2 separate regions of the Homo sapiens genome follow, and region 2 is linked to region 1. A link is a loop called in an ENCODE intact Hi-C map of the cell type or tissue named here. Cell type or tissue: Caco-2. All regions are shown on one strand. Links, peaks and the distances in the headings refer to the core of each region. The heading gives the core; the rest is flanking DNA.

Region 1 (2,917 bases), core at 163-2,662:
AGCTTAACTAACTTGTTCTGGCTCAGGGTCTTCCATGAAGTGGCAGTCGAACTGTTAGGTCGTCCACTGGGCTGCCCAACTGTCCATGAGACTGGCCACTGGCTTCCACCAGAGCAAGTGATCCAAGGGAAAGCAAGACAGGACCAAATGACATCCATAATCTCTCTTCCAGAGTGGTATCTACCACTCCTCCTGCACTCTACTGGTTACACACCAACCCTGATACAGTGTGGGAGGGGACCATATTAGAGTGTGAGTATTGGAAGCCAGAAATCGCTGGAGACTATTTTAGAGGCTGGCTATCACAGGGTAGGTGGGTACTGGCATATTCCTGAGTTCCGCTGAATCCTCTGCAAAAGAGGGGCAATTTCCAAAGTTTGTCTTCTCAGAAGCCCCACACAGCAATTTGAAGGCACGGAAGACCATACTCTGGTCAATTTCCAAGCCCTGTCAATGTATCTATAGTAGATACTGAATTGGGGGTGACAAGCTTGAAAGAACAAGCATCTACATAAATGAGACCATGTGAAGTGGCCCTACTTACTACACTCTTATTGCCATGTTAAGTGGCACCAGATTGAGGGTACAGGTTGTCTTAGAGAAAGATAAGCAGAAAACAGTATGGTATGACGGATCACCAAGCAGTGGGGAGTGCATTCCAGACTCTATACTGTGAATTTAGGGTTTCGTGCCAGTTTGCAAAGCTTCCTGAAGGTAGCGGGGAAGGCTTGGTGGAGAACTGAATAAAGAGATGACATGGAGAGGTGAAAGGGCCTGAGGGGAGGGTGGAAGCCCTGAGAAACGCAGGAAAGGGCAAGAGGCTGGTTCAGCAGCCTCACAGGCTGGGGTGAGGCTGGCTTCTACTTTCAGGGAAAGGCATAAAGGCTCCCACTCACCTTTTACATCAGGAAGATGAGGGAAAAAGAGTTATCAGTAGAGGAGAAGCCAAAGGTGTGGGCATTTATCAGACACCCACCTTATGCAATGCACTTTCCGTGGGTTTCGATTAACTCCCCACATGACTGGGAGAGGAGAGTGTGGTATTCTCTTCTTTACAGAAGCAAGTCTTGAACCCAGGATCATTTGCATCCAAATCACACACTATTTTCACAAAACATCATTGCTGTTGGGTGCCTCAGCTGGAACCTGTGAAAAACAGACGGGACTCCCTGGTGACTCAGAATGAGAGGAGGGAAGGAGGACACTGTGTAGTCAGCATATGGCCATGGGTAAACTTCCTCCTTTCTGTTCACAGTCCTAGGAGGCAGACTTTGACCCTCATAAAGGCACAGCTGTCCACAATCTTTGCCCGGCCTCTAGTTCTCCAGACAAACCCAGCATAGACCAGATTCAGGGTGTGCTGTGGGAGCCAGGGAGAGGTGCTCCCGTTTCAAAATGGTAGTGTTTGCTCTATGTTACTTTAAGTTTAAAAAGTGATTTCTCTTTTGGAGACGAGAGTGGCAGTTTAAAGAAGACAGAATAATTATGTAGGCAAGAATGTGAAAGGAAGGACCAAATCACAGTGTGGAAAATAAAACCAGAGTGACATTTGCTGCTTAGAGAGTGTAGTGTAGACAGCATGGACAGATAGGCTCAAATTCAGGCTCCACCTTGAAGTGGATTTGTGACTTAAAACAACAAATGTAAGCTCCAGGTCTTACCTGTGAAATGGGGTTGATGATGCCCACCTCTCTAGAACACTGTGTTAAAGGAGGTAACTTTAAATACTGCTATAGGTAGCATGTAGTAGGTGCTATATAAGTTGTAGTTATAAGTTGTAGTTCCTTTTTTTTTTGAGATGGAGTCTCACTCTTGTTGCCCAGGCTGGAGTGCAATGGCATGATCTCTGCTGACCGCAACCTCCACCTCCCGACCTCCCGTGTTCAAGTGATTCTCCTGCCTCAGCCTTCCGAGTAGCTGGGATTACAGGCGCCTGCCACCATGCCCGTCTATTTTTTTTTTTTTATTTTTAGTAGAGACCGGGTTTCAACATGTTGGCCAGGCTGGTCTCGAACTCCTGACCTCAAGTGATCCGCCTGCCTCGGAAGATTAATTTAAAATATTATCTTCTGCTTAGAGTGATGGCAAGCTGGAGGAATTGGGATAATGATGGTGTGTGGGATGGTGTGGGGGAGTGGATGTGGGACAAAATAAAGCTCAGGCAGAAGATGGGATTTCCTTATGGATCTGAAGATGCTTTGTAAAGAATGTGCCATGCACATTATCAGTGGGACCCACCTCATGCCATCAGTGTGTTTGTGGCAGAAGAAGGGAGGATGGAACACAAGGTTCCTAAAACCCAGCCAAATGCTTGTTCCTGCACCATATCATCTTGGGAATGTGGATGCCACATCTCTCTTTTGACATTTCTTGGTTATTTAAAGTTTAGCTGTAGCACAGCCTGCATATGTCTAATGCCTGGTGGGAGAAAGTGAATTAATTAAAGTCCCCTCATGCTGTTATTAATCAGCTTCTCTACAATTTTTATAGGAAGGCCAAGTCATCAAAGAGAAACCAAGACTTTCCTCCGTGGAGAGCTTGCATGGGGAAAGGAGAGAGACTCAATCCTCAGGAGAAAAGTTGAGGAGGTAGAGCTTTGGGGGACAGGGCCATCTGAGCCTGAGAACTGTAAGAAGCTTGCCTCTGGAGGGACCAGGAACATCTTATGGGGTGAGGGAATGCTGGTGGGGAAGATTCAGTCAACCAAAAGGAATCTTGCCTAGCTAGGCTTTCACTATATATGTGGAATGGAAGAGCCTTAAAAAAATAGATGATAGATAAATAGATAGAAAAGATGATGAAGAAAACAAAATTGTTGGGGAAGATTGGAAATTAGTCTCAAAACTACTTTGTAGTTATGTCTCTGTATTTTAGAACTTTTGGCTTAAACTAAAAGGTAGCAAAAATATATAGTTTA
Region 2 (2,917 bases), core at 140-2,639, 74 kb after region 1:
TTATATAAGCTGTAGAGCAAGCAGGCTTGGATTGATCGTCTGTTCTGCCAATTAACAACTAGGTGACCTTATGTAGATTATGGAACCTCACTGAACCTCTTTAAAATGGAAATTGTAATGTCTATTCCACAGGGTTTCTGAGAGGATTAGGTCAAATAACATATGGAGACATTCTAGCACAAATCCTGACACACAGTTGCCTTCAGATGAGTCTCCCTCCCCTACTTTTCCTTATATCATCTGACATGGATTCATGACACTTCTTAGGACCTATGTCAAGCCTTTCCCCATTACTTAGACCTCACTAGGAAGAAGCTGGTTTCAAACTAGACTGACAACAGCAGTAGGCAAGAAACTGGGTAAAGTTCTGGAGCAATGCTTGCTGAAGGACTTAATTTGAGAAGCACAGGGGATCCTGGGGCAACTATCAGCAATTGGGACCTTCCTCCACTCTGTGAATGATAGAGTTGTGGAAGGTCCCATTGGGTCACTAAGACACAGTGATGAGTAACCAAATAGAAAGTTCAGAGGTTCCATCAAGCGCATGTATTGAAAAATCTTCGTGTCAAATCTTCACTGGACAAAGATGAATAAAACATTCTCGTCAAGAAGCTAAATAGGACAATATGGCATGGCCATTAAGAAAAAGGCCAACTGTCCAGTGTGGATGCCCTTCCATTGCTGGCTGGTAGAGTGTTTGAACAAGGGTCTAGGGAGTGTGGCTGGGCCAGATCTAGAGTGACTTCTCAGGCCTTACTTCTCAGGCCTTACTGAGGAGTTTGTACATTGCTTTGTAGATAATAGTCACTGGAGAATTTTGAATTTGAGAGTATTCTAGAAATACTATGATAGTAGCACAAAGAAAGTTTATTTAAGACGGCTGGCCTGGATGAATAAAAACCATTTAAGATACCATTGAAATAATAAAAGAAAAAAGGGAGAAGGAACTAAGAGAAGGGAGAAGAAGTAAGGCATTGGCAGTGAGAATTGATAGGGACAGCTTCAATAATTATTAGGAGGTAGAATTAAGAGGGCAAAGTGACTTCTGAACTGTATTCCAGGAAGTGGAAGGAGCTAGAATGGTTTCTGTTTTAGCTGCTAGTGTGGACATCAGAAATGGAACAGTGTTGTGGAAAAGGCAAGTTCAGTTTTCGATGCTTTCAGTTTGAGGCACTTAATGGGCCACCCAGTGGACGATGTCCAATAGACAGTTGGATTTATGAATCAAGAGCTCAAGAAAGAACTGGCTTGGAAAAACAGGATCGAGAGTCATCAGCCTGTTGTTGGTGGTTGATGTCATAAGATTCAATTAAATTGTCTAAGAAGAATATTTAGAGGAAAAGAGGGAATAAGCAGACTCTCCTAGATCACTAAAGTTTTGGCAGCAGACAAAAGTAGAAGTGGTATGAGAACACATCGAGAAGTACTTACAGAAGTAGGATGAGAATGGGAATAAATTAATGTCATAGAAGTAAAGACAAGAAAGAATATCTGAGCAGCAGTGTTAATGCTGCACAGAGGGCAAGTACAATAAGGACCAAGAAGCATCCTCTGCAGGTAACAAGGCCACATCTACAGCTGAAGGAGTCAGTCCTGTGGATTGAAAAAATCAAGGAGGGACCCTAACCTATGAGGGACCTGTGATAGGTACAACTTACCAAAACAGACACTCAGGAACAAGGACCAAGAAAGATGCCCAACAACACAAGTTGGTGGCAAAGATGAGGCTGGTCTCAGACCAGGAGAGAGCACATTTATCAAACAGATGTTCAAGGTTGGGGGTCAGTGAAGAGCATAGGTGAATTGACACGAAGCCCCAGACTTACTTAAATATATTACTAGAATAGGGCCAAACTTACAGGTTTCTGTCAAATGACGGAAGCTTTTTGGGAGCCACCTTTTCTACTTAAATCATTTCTTTGCATCTTGGGTTAGTCAGTGCAATTTGGATTGAAAGTATCATAAACCCAACTCAAACTAGCTAAAGTAAAAAGGGAACAATATTGGAAGAATATGATATATCTCATATAGTTAAAAGATTGAACAATGAAATAACAAACGATGATATGCAGGTAATCATCAGGAAAATGGAAACTCGAGTCAAGTCCTGCCAGGATCCTCTTTCTCAATTTCTCCTCACCTCTTCTTTTCTTCATGTTAACTTCATTCTCTCTACATAAACCACTTCCTCACCAATAGTACCCAAGTTTGTATCTTACCATTAGGGAGAGCCAGTTCTAAAAATACCTCAGGGACAGACTTGATTGGGCCTGGTACCACCTGTGGTGGCTGAAGAGCGACCAGGAATCACACTTCTGGAATGGGCAAAGTAGAGAGGAGCACTCTACAGAAAAAAAGGGTCGAAAGAGCTGGGTTGACAAAGCAATTGATGCCCAGTCTGCACATTCAACTTCAAAGAAGATTTAGGGTATATTAATAGTGTGACCAGATGTCTTTATTTGTCTGGAAAGTCCCTTTTTACACCTGTTGTCCTGGTACAATTATTAATAGCACCCTTATCACTTTCAAAAAATGTCCTGATTTGGAAGATAAATTATGCAGTTGTCTTATTCAGTGGGACTCTGAACTGGCCAAAATAGAGAAGAGAACGAGGTTTGAAAGGGAGGTGAAGATGACAGTGACCTCCTTTAGGGTAGGTTATTCTTCACGGCGGTGCCTCAGTACCCAGAACATAACATGTGCTCAGAAAATGTTGCATTAAAGATCCAATGTTAAAAAAAAAGAATCTAATGTAATAAAAAGATTTTCTCCTCCAAAGTGTTTTATGAAGTCATATACGACACATTTTCCCAACTCTATTATAGAGGACTTTTAGACTAATAGTATCATAGAATCTCAAAGCTACCAGGAAATTTTAAAGATTCTTAGTTCAACCGCTTTCTAATTAGACAGTAAA

Evidence for each region. Hi-C counts contacts between places; a loop is a spot of excess contacts. Peaks named below come from ENCODE experiments on the same cell type or tissue, not always from the same donor. Only the 100,000 strongest peaks of a DNase experiment are listed, where the experiment ranks them.
Region 2: a loop joins it to region 1, with 5 times the contacts of the local background. A loop is called at or near these places in 5 of 110 quality-filtered maps.

Annotation. Positions count from the first base shown.
Region 1 is chr12:67,709,540-67,712,456 of GRCh38, forward strand. It overlaps LINC02421 (long intergenic non-protein coding RNA 2421), which reads right to left. Exons shown (of 5, transcript NR_110063.1): 5 at 1-1,146. Among named protein-coding and RNA genes, the nearest start is that of LINC02421, 18 kb to the right of the region's middle. In Caco-2, for the core only: no CTCF peak of the experiment used is centred there; a DNase peak (open chromatin) is centred at 1,282.
Region 2 is chr12:67,783,859-67,786,775 of GRCh38, forward strand. No RefSeq gene overlaps it. Among named protein-coding and RNA genes, the nearest start is that of LINC02421, 56 kb to the left of the region's middle. In Caco-2, for the core only: no CTCF peak of the experiment used is centred there; no DNase peak of the experiment used is centred there.